Regions from separate parts of the Homo sapiens genome. Here region 1 is linked to region 2. Evidence: chromatin contacts called from ENCODE Hi-C or POLR2A ChIA-PET data. All regions are on one chromosome and are shown on one strand. The core of a region is the stretch at or near the end of the contact, and the rest is flanking DNA. Distances in the headings are between cores, read along the strand shown. Region 1 overlaps VPS13D (vacuolar protein sorting 13 homolog D). Region 2 has its middle 16 kb from the start of MIR7846.

Region 1 (4,757 bases), core at 1,013-3,512, 320 kb before region 2:
AATGACCTGAGATGGGGATATAAAGCTGTCTGCACAAGGTCACAAAGCACAGTAGCATCAGAGCTGGAGTCAGGGCTCTGCTCTTGTGATTTGCAATCCTGTTCTCTTGCCAAGGGGCCAAGCTGCTTCCAGTACCCAAAGGGAACATCCAATAGCTTATTTTGATCACAGAGAGTTGAGTCAAGAAGGAACTGATCCTATGCTGACAAACTGAATGAATGTGAACTGCTGCCACTTCCGCACAATACATCAGGACGAGGCTCCATGCTACTCTGTCAGCTCCACCACTGCCTTTGGGAAAAAGAATAAAATCCCATGAATCTCTCTAAAACTTAAAAAAAAAAAATCTGCATTAGTATATTGGGCTTTAATAGGGTTTTTAAAAAATCTGTCACTACAGTGCGTTGTACTTATCATATGTTCTAAGAAGAGCCCAAGTCGCAAATGAATTGCCTGTGGCCTGAATGCTATTCCCCCAAGAGCTACCTCCCTTGCCTAAAGGATACCCAGAATTTCCTAGGAGGCTCAAAAGGCAACAGTTAAATTTCGGGAATTAGGACAAATGGGAGGATGAAGTTTGAAATGAATTACAAAGGGAACATTTATAATCTAGAAAATGTTCATTTTCAAAGGCTCAAGGCATTACGATAATCCACAGTTATCGATCTTGTATTTTCATTATGCAGAAATCGTGAAATAAAAGGTGCATGATGAAAGCAGTGTTTGAAAGGGCCCATCAGACTTAGCTAGAAATGAAAGAAATAGTTTTTCCTCTTAAACGCTTAGCCCTGAACTTTTTTTTTTTTAACAGACCTAGGGGACCCCGACCTACATAATAATATTGTTGTGAGATTGTCCTGGTGGGAGTCAGACAGATCAGCCCTCGACAGTTCCAAGAGCCCCACTGAAAAGGAATCTGATTCTACAATTTAAAACCCTTAAATAATACTGAACAGTGGACTGTCATGCGTCTGGAAAATATAACCATTTTTGAAGAATGCTTTCCAAACCACGTAATGCTTTTAAAGCTGTTTATCAAAAGAGCTGGATGAGCCACGGTGGCCTGAAACAGTTTATCAGCTGTTACAGGGTCGCATGCCCCATCCTAATTTCCTTAAGCACTCCATCATTCTCGGTTGTCCTAGTCTCGGCAGACAACAGATGCCAATGTTTGGAGACATTTGCTACATAACTTTTACCCGACAAACCTGGCTCCAGGACAGATTTCCATGTCATGTGGGGCTTTTGGCTGAACTCTGCTCGAACCCAGAGGCATATCATTTACAGCAGACACTAACAATAGTTTGGGGTCACCTGCTCTTCACAAGTGGGTTCAGAGCAAGTTCGTGGCCTCTGCACACCTTTTCCAGTGCGGTTCCCACACACAAAGGCTCAGAGCCCAGGAGAGTCCCTCCACCCAGCAACTCAACCAGGTTTGGTGGCCTGAGTTCAACTGTTCATTTTGTGTGAAGAAAGAGAATGGGAAGGACAAAAGCCCAGCCAAGCACATGAACTCCTAGTCCTCACACTCTAGCAGGTGGTCAGCAAGAATTCGGGGACAGGGTTGAATTTAAGTAAGAGCTAGGGACACAATCCCTGTTTCACCTTCACACAACATTCCAACATTCAGGGGAGAATATTCACACTGACACCATTTCTTGAGCCCTACCTGCATGCCACATGCCAGGCTGAGTGCTTTATATACATGATATAATTTAATCCACGTAACCACCCACCGAGGTAGGCATATGACTCAAAGGAATCTCATCTCAGAGAGATTAAGAGGGGAAAAACTTGTTCCAGGTCACAGCCAAGCAGCAGCCCAATGACTCAAACCCAGGGCCAACCGACTCCCCAGTAGGCCTGTTTACCCTCGCACTGCAGATGCCGGAAGCAGCCAGTGCTGCGGAACCCCTTCTTGCTTCCTGCAAATGCGTGGTTTCTTTTCACACTGACTGCCACGTTGCCCCTTCCTATTTCTTTTTCAGAACTGGGGAAGAACCTGTGATTTTACGTCCTTTCCACATCTTTTTCTGAAACAAGCGCTTCTCTTTGAAGAAAGACCTCTTGCCCTTGGAGTGTCAAGATAAGAAAACTTTCAGCAACTTCCCTTGGAAACTACAAAACACCCATCAGCACCCAGGATCTAAGTACAGTCGCTCCCCAGCTGCTGGCCCCTCTGAATAGCTTTTATGGTTCAATGAGGGGTGGTGACAGGGCCATGTCACTACCGTAGGGTGTGCTATTTCTTTCATGTTCCTGGGATCTGACAAGAGCCTTCCACAACCTGTTTCTTTACAACACACAGAATGAGAGATTAAAGACCAATACCAGACTCAAAGCAGGGGCTGGGACTGGCAACGGCTTCTCACCAGATGTATTCTCAATCTTTCGGGGAAAGAAGAGCCACAGACTGCCTGAGCAGATGCTGTGCAAAAGCTGCTGTGATGCCTAAATGAGATAATACATAGAACCATGGCTGAATGGATATGGGTTTCATAAAACCACACTAATTCAGAGCCACTAGTTGGGGGTAAAGGGGAAAGAACACCAAGAAAGGAAACACAAATTAGTGAAAAGTCTAAATTATAGGACTTCTGATTAAACATGACAGATCTAGTCCAGAGACCCCTCTAAAGGGAAAGCAAAGGGATACAAATGGCACAAATCCAAAAGGATAAAGAGAAGGTGTCAACAATATTTTAGAAGCTGAAAAGCAGATGGACACGTGGCGCTGAAATGTAAGCCTTGAGGGAGTGGAAGCCACAAAGCAGAAAGCTAATTAGGATGGTGGCCTCCACTGCATTTCAGAAAGATGGAGGCAGCAAGTAGCTCTGAAGGCCTGGAGCATAAAGGAGAAACAGATAGGCCTGGAGTGAGGTGAAAACAGGAAGATTGGTTAAAAGGCTGCATGGGAAGCAGTTAGAGCTTCAGGTCCCCTCTCTCATCCCCATTCAGTTTTGCTCCTCTCAACAGGAGCCCAGAGTCAGCAGGTCCCCACTTGATCATTCCACAGTAAGGCCCCCTCAGCCTCAAACCAAGAGCTCCCAATTGGCTTTTTAGTGCCTCATCTTTAAAGAGGAGTAGAACAGATAGTCAAGAATCACCAGATTCTCTGGGGACTGTCTCTATTCATGAAAGAAAAAGACCAAAACAAATAAATGGAAGAAAGAAACTCAGAATAGTACTGCTATAGTACTACTATAGAAAAATAGCTTAGAGACAAAAATAGCTAGACAACAACCAGTCAGATGGGAGCAGAGGACATCAAGAGGGAGAATTTAATTAGAAACCAATAAATTACTCAGTGCATTTGTACACATACAGAAGAGTGTTTGTGGATAAATTAGCAATAGGAACATAAAATTTTTTTTTTCTTTTTTAAAGAAAAACGAGTTACTAGGCCCAGGGTTAAAAAAATGTGGAAACTAAATAAGCATTTGAGAATAAATTACGAATGTGCATATAGAAAACAAAGCAGACAATACTGAAAGAGCAGTTACTAACTCCAAGGAGAAAAAAACAAAGCACAACATTTAAAAAGGAAACATCATCAAAGTGACCTGGGTGGGGGGCTTCACTGGGAATACTATTTACACAGTCATAATAACGTAAAAATGGAATACTAAGTTATTCAAAAAGGATCATATAACTGTACTGAAAAATGGGGAAAGGAAACATGTATGTATAACAACATGAAGTCAAATGATGTCAAGAAATAGCAGTTGGTTTATTTATGAAATATAAAGGTAAATACCTCCACATTGAAGAAACAGCCCAAAGTGTTGAAAGTGATTGCCTCTGAGGGAGCAGGAATCAGGGAAAGGTAGGGCAGGAGATTACTGTGTTTTGGTTTTAGACATTTAGAAAGACTTCAACTTAAAAAAGTGAATACATATCTACTTTGATAAAATCTAATTTGAAAGATAAATTTGTCGTAGCAAAATAATTCAGGTAAAAATAACAGGTTTTTAAACACTGTTCTTCTTCTTTTTTTGAGACAGAGTCTTACTCTGTCACCCAGGCTGGAGTGCAGTGGCATGATTTCGGCTCACTGCAACCTCTGCCTCCTAGGTTCAAGCGATTCTCATGTCTCAGCCTCCTGAGTAGCTGGGACTACAGGCGTGTGCCACTATGCCCAGCTGATTTCTGTATTTTTAGTGGAGACAGGATTTCATCATGTTGGCCAGGCTAGTCTTGAACTCTGGCCTCAGGTGATCTGCCCACTTCAGCCTCCCAAAGTCCTGGGATTACAGGCTTGAGCCACCATGCCTGGCCCCCATTGTTCTTATTAATTGCACAGAAGATACTAAATATTTATTAAATACAGCTAAGGTATAAAAAAACTAAAAAATCAAAGGATCATTAGCTAATTTTATAAACAATTAGTAAAACTATAACTATTTGTTTTCAAGGAGCTGTAACGGACCCGGTAATGAGGGAAAAAATGCCTGTAATTACCCCCCTCAACACATACCATATGCACAAATGCAATTTTGTTGTTTTCAAGAATAAAGAGTAAGTCAAATCACTAAAAAATGAGTTCTTCAAGAAAACTATAGGGAAACTTGCTTTAATGAACACGTAAGAGTGGCTTAAGAATATTAACACACAAACCAAACAGCTTGGTGATTCTTCAGAGCAGTTTGTCCTCAATTATTTAAATATTCCCAGTATTTAATACTTATTAAATGCCTGAAATATAGTAGGAGTTCAAGACTCAATAAATTTCTACTGTCAATTTGCCTGTACATACT
Region 2 (4,964 bases), core at 1,133-3,632:
TGCCCCAGTGAGAGCTGGGCAGGGCTGGGCGTGGATGAGTCACAGTGGGCACACTCCCCGCAGGAGCTTGGGCAGGGTGGGCAGGCGACTTAGAAAAGGGACCAAGGCACCTTGGCTGGAGTGTCCTAGGGGCTTCTTGAAGTAGCTGGCAGTGATTCGGCCACCTCTCATTTGTCCTTCAGGTGAAGTTGGTCTTGAGGCTCTCACTCCCAAGAAACTGGACCTCCTTCCAACCCAGGCTTGTCCTGCCTGCCCCGCAGACTTACTGAGCACCTACTGTATGCCAGACGGAGCAGCTGCTGCCCCTCTGCCACCAGATCGAGATCCTGCTCCTAGACATGTGCCCCAAGGAGGAACCCAGGAACCTTTAGCTCCTAGGAATGAGTGGTAAATTTTCAAACACCAAGAAGCCTAGCAAAAAAAAGGGCTGCTTTAGACAGTTGGGGTATATCAAAAGGAGAAATAGCATCAACTTTGCCATCACCTAGACCTGGGTTCAAGTCTCTGTTCAGGCCATTGACTGGTACGCAACCATGACCTTGGACAAATCACTTTACCTCCCTGAGCCTCCATTTCTTCATCTGTAGAATGGGGATAAATAGCCTCTGCTTTACAGGGGTGCTGTAAGGATCTGAGATGGAGACTCTACAGTGCCTGGCATCTAGTAAGTGCTTAATGAGTGCAGACCCAAAACGTGATGGAGGTCATGTATTCTGCCTTTCCAGAATGGAGCCCAGGTCCCCTAGGGTACAGGAGAGGGTTTCCCTGAGAAGTTCCCAAAGTGCCCAGCCTTGCTTTTCCCCTTCACCCTGGAAGGAAACCCCCTTGGGCTCCAGTTCCCCTGCAGTCCTCCACCCGTCCTGAGGCTGTTGCAACCTCCCACCAAGTAGCCGGCTCAGCCCTGCCAGCCTACCTCCCCAGCTCCTGTAGAACAATTTCCGCCCATGAAATTCTCTCCATCACCTTGCCCCCTTTCTTCTGTAGAAACCTAGAGATGCAAATGCAAGGATGGGGCGATGTCTACCACAGACTCATGATCATAACTACTCACTTCCCCCTGCACACCCTGAATCGCTACATTCTCCCAGACCTTTGTACAGCAGGTGCTACATCCCCAAGCCCTGGCTACACACCTCACCACACTGAGGGCCTACACACCACTTTCTTTTTTTCTTTACAGCAATTACCACCAGCCAATGTTATCCCAAATACTCTTTCTTGTCACTCTGCAGAGGGCAGGGCTGTGTGTCCCCAGCACCCCAGCACGGAGTTTGAGCTTGACAAATATTTATTGAACAAATTAATGGATGAAATTAATCCTTACAACATCTCTTTGGGGTAGGTGCTCTTATTAAACCCATTCTACAGAGGGGAAAGCAGAGACCTGCCTCCATCTGGGCTAGGTGCCATCCACTAGGGTCATGAACCCCAAGCTGCTCTCCATCAAAGCAAATATCATGCTCTAGGCCATGACCAGACTCTAGGTTGGTCTCCCAGTTGGACTGTGACTCCCTGAGAGCAGTACTGTATATCCCCGCCACTGCCCCACTTCACTGTGTTCCCCAGCGCCAAGCACAGTGCCCAACACATAGTAGGTGTTACATACAGATCTGTTGCTTGAGTGACTAAATGAGTGGCTGTATGAATGAATGAATGCATTTCTTCAGAGATATTTTTTGCAAGACTTCTAGAACTTGGCCTCCAGTCCCCCTTCACAGTCAGTGCTGTGGGAGCTTGGAGGTCCTGGGCCTGGGTGTCCTGGAAGGGTTTTTGGAGGAGGAGGAGAAAGATGAGGTTGGAAATTCAGGGGTTGGAGCGCTGAGCAGAGATTTCATGATGAGGATATGCCCTCTGTATTTGGTGACTGAGCGGAAACAGTCGGGTCTCAGGAGAGGTTTAGATATGGGAGCTGTGGAGGTAGCAGCAAAGCTGGATTGGCAGACATTGGCATGTAGGCACTAGGGAGTCATAGAAGGTTCTGTGAGGGAGAGGCCTGGCCACAGCTGGGCTTTGGAAAGGAAAGGTGGGATAAAAACCAAGAGCAAATTCCATTCCCTGTGCATTCACTGAGCCCCATGGATGCCTGCACAGTGTTCTACAGGGTCTGGGACTCAGGGCTGGGGCCTCAGCACAGTGGTGACCTCGGCCTGAGCCACAATGGAGCAGCATGGCCAAGTGTGTGAGGACGCAGACTCCAGCCAGGTGGCCTGGGTTCAAAGCCTAGCTGCGCCACTTAGCAGCTGTGTGACCCTGGGGAACTGGCTTAGCCACTCTGCGTGTTGGTTTCCTCATCTGTAACATAGGGGTAATGTAATAACTACTTCCTAGTGCACTGTGAGGTTTAAGTGAGAGCACACGAAAGCCTCAAGTACAGCTCTTATCATCTTTCTTACTAACCTGTGACTCCATGCATGGCAGGAATAAAGCCTCTTCAACTCTATTGTCAAAGCCCAACCCAGATGGGCACAAAGAGCTTCTCAGGGAACTTTCGATGCATGAACTTGGCCCAGAGGACCCAGGGTCACCCAGCGAGTGCCCCGGTATTCACCAGGAGGTCTTCTGCACAGGGTGAGGAACCCTCCCTCAGTACGTGCAGAAGCTGTATTTCCTGAGTGAAGTGTAATTGCAGTGAAAAACAACATCCCTCCTGACAGCCTGTACTTGCATAATCTACCCACAACTCTATGTGACTTCCTGACATGGTTCTGTGCAACCCAAGTTGGGGGCCCCATCCTGCCCTGGAAGGTCCCAGACCCTGCCCTCTTCCTCAGGAGAGGCCTGGCAAGACCTCTCAGAGCCTTGATTTCCCTATCTAAAAACTAGATAGGGCCTAGTTTGTATGGGTACCAAGCTCAGATGTTCTCTAATCAGACAGATGTGAGCTTGCTTTCCAGTCCTGCCACATTCTGACTGTATGGGTCCCTGAATGCACAGGTCAGCTGCTCAGTCCAGAGCTCACACTCTGGAGACAGACCAGCTTGGATCCAAATTCCAGCCAGAGGAACTTGGGATTCCACCAGGTTATGTAGCTTCCTTGAGCCAACTCCAAGGACAATAATGGCAAAATTACCGAGAGGCTAAAATGAGACAGTATGTGAAGTGCTCCTGCTGACACATAAGATCTCGAGATTCTTTGACACTCCTCCTAATGAGGGGTGGGATCTGTGTCCCCTCCCCTTGAGTCTGGGCTCTGTGACTACCTGGAATGCAGCAAAGGGGATGCAGTGCCAGTTTCCGGGGTCAAATTTTATGACGCTGGCAGTTTCTACTTCCTGCCCCCGGAGTTGTTGGCTCCAGGAACCCAGCAGCCATGCTGTGAGGAAGCCCAAGAAGCTCCACAGAGAGAAACTGACAGCCAGTACCAATTTGCCAGCCCTCTTGGAGGTGGATTCTCCAGCTCATCTCATCACCCCCGCTGGTACTATGTGAGCCGAGATGCACCTCCCCTGCTAAGTCCAGGCCACATTGCAGATTTGTGAGCAAAATTAATGACCATTGTTTTAAGCTATTAAGTTTTGAGGTGATTTGTTATGTAGCAAGAGATGACTGGAACAGTTACATCAGTTACTGGTCATTTAACACTTCTTAAAAATGGGGACATGTGTGCTCATCTATAAGGTCCCTCTGAGGTCACATGACAATGGAGGTAAAATGCTTTGGCATTAAGTGAATTCTGAATTAACGATTTCCCTGCCCCCATGCAAGATCAGCTACATAATTTGTAGAACTCCATGAAAAATGAAAACACAGGGCCCCTTGCCAAAAATTATTCATCACTTTCAAGATGGCGACAGCAGAGCATTAAACCAAGCCCAGGGCCCTTCTGAACCTGGGGCCCTCTGACTGCACGGATCAGTAGCTTGTGAAGCTGCAGAAGCCCAGCTGATGGGATATTTTTGTCTACTCTGTTTACTCTTGCAAAGCTGCCTTGTAAGTAAGAACCCAACCCTCTCACCACAGTTACTTTTAACATCAATTTTTTCTTTAAAGGAAGAATGAAAATCAGCATGTCATCTTTACTGCTCCCTTGGACTAGACAGTGACTTTCCCCTACCCCAGCCCCAACTGACAGCTACAGTTAGAGCTATCTCCATCACACAGCACCAAGCTGGGACCCTGGGAAAACTGCTTTGCCTCTATGGGGCTCAGTTTTCCCATCTGTAAAATGGGAGGCTTGTTCTTGATCGTCTTCCTTCAGGGAGCCTCAGGTGGGGCAGTGAGCAGGATATGAGGTGTTACTGGGGATGGAAAGGGCAATTCCACTCTCAGGCAGTTCTCCCCCAGAGATTCCCTGGACTCAACCCAGCCCCGAGTCTCCCTGGACCTCAGAATCACACGCCTGTAATCCAGTACTTTGGGAAGCCAAGGTAGGAAGATTGCTTGAGCCCAGGAATTCAAGACCAGCCTGGGCAACATAGAGAGACCTGTCTCTACAAAGAAAGAAAAAAAAAAATTAGCCAGTCATGGTGGCACGTGCCTGTGATCCCAGCTACTCGGGAGGCTGAAGCAGGAGGATCACGTGAGCCCAGGAAGTTGAGGCTACAGTGAGCTGTATTTGTGCCACTGCATTCCAGCCTGGGTGACAGAGGAAGACCCTGTCTCAAAAAAAAAAAAAAAAAAGAAAGAAAGAAAGAAAGAAAAAAAAAATCACACACACCTTTGAGGAAAGCTGTGTCAAGGAAGGAGGCCCTGGCTGGGTTAGCTCTGTGTCCTTCCTGTCCGGTCAGAGCAGTCAGAAAGCCACACCCAGCCTGGAGTTTGACCTTGGGCAGGTTACCCTGCCTCTTGCAACTGTCCCTGCCTTCCCATAAAGGGAGGAATAAAATCAGCCTCTATTCTATCTCTCAGTTGTGGTGACTTGAAGATGAAAGGAAACTTATCTAGAAGGCATAGTGCCAGGGGATGACCACGATATGAACACAACCCCTGACCACAGAGGCAGCCAGGCCACCTGGGCATGGGGA

The links. Hi-C counts contacts between places; a loop is a spot of excess contacts on that map. ChIA-PET counts read pairs that join two places held with the same protein, here RNA polymerase II (POLR2A). Pooled maps may share reads with other maps.
Region 1: a loop to region 2 is called in a pooled map, with 3 times the contacts of the local background. The contact joins two enhancer-like sites. A Hi-C loop is called at or near these places in 1 of 168 maps with a recorded cell type or tissue (PC-9) and 2 of 50 pooled maps. POLR2A ChIA-PET finds 5 or more read pairs at or near these places in 1 of 52 experiments (naive thymus-derived CD4-positive, alpha-beta T cell).

What each region holds. Positions count from the first base shown.
Region 1 is chr1:12,470,541-12,475,297 of GRCh38, reverse strand. All of the region lies in intron 67 of VPS13D (vacuolar protein sorting 13 homolog D), which reads right to left. Among named protein-coding and RNA genes, the nearest start is that of SNORA59A, 34 kb to the left of the region's middle. RefSeq lists a silencer at 1,110-1,404. Within about 2 kb of position 2,262, at least 16 of the 41 ENCODE cell types and tissues checked have a DNase peak (open chromatin) inside an H3K27ac peak, as active enhancers do.
Region 2 is chr1:12,148,314-12,153,277 of GRCh38, reverse strand. No RefSeq gene overlaps it. Among named protein-coding and RNA genes, the nearest start is that of MIR7846, 16 kb to the left of the region's middle. RefSeq lists an enhancer at 4,727-4,856. Within about 2 kb of position 2,382, at least 11 of the 41 ENCODE cell types and tissues checked have a DNase peak (open chromatin) inside an H3K27ac peak, as active enhancers do.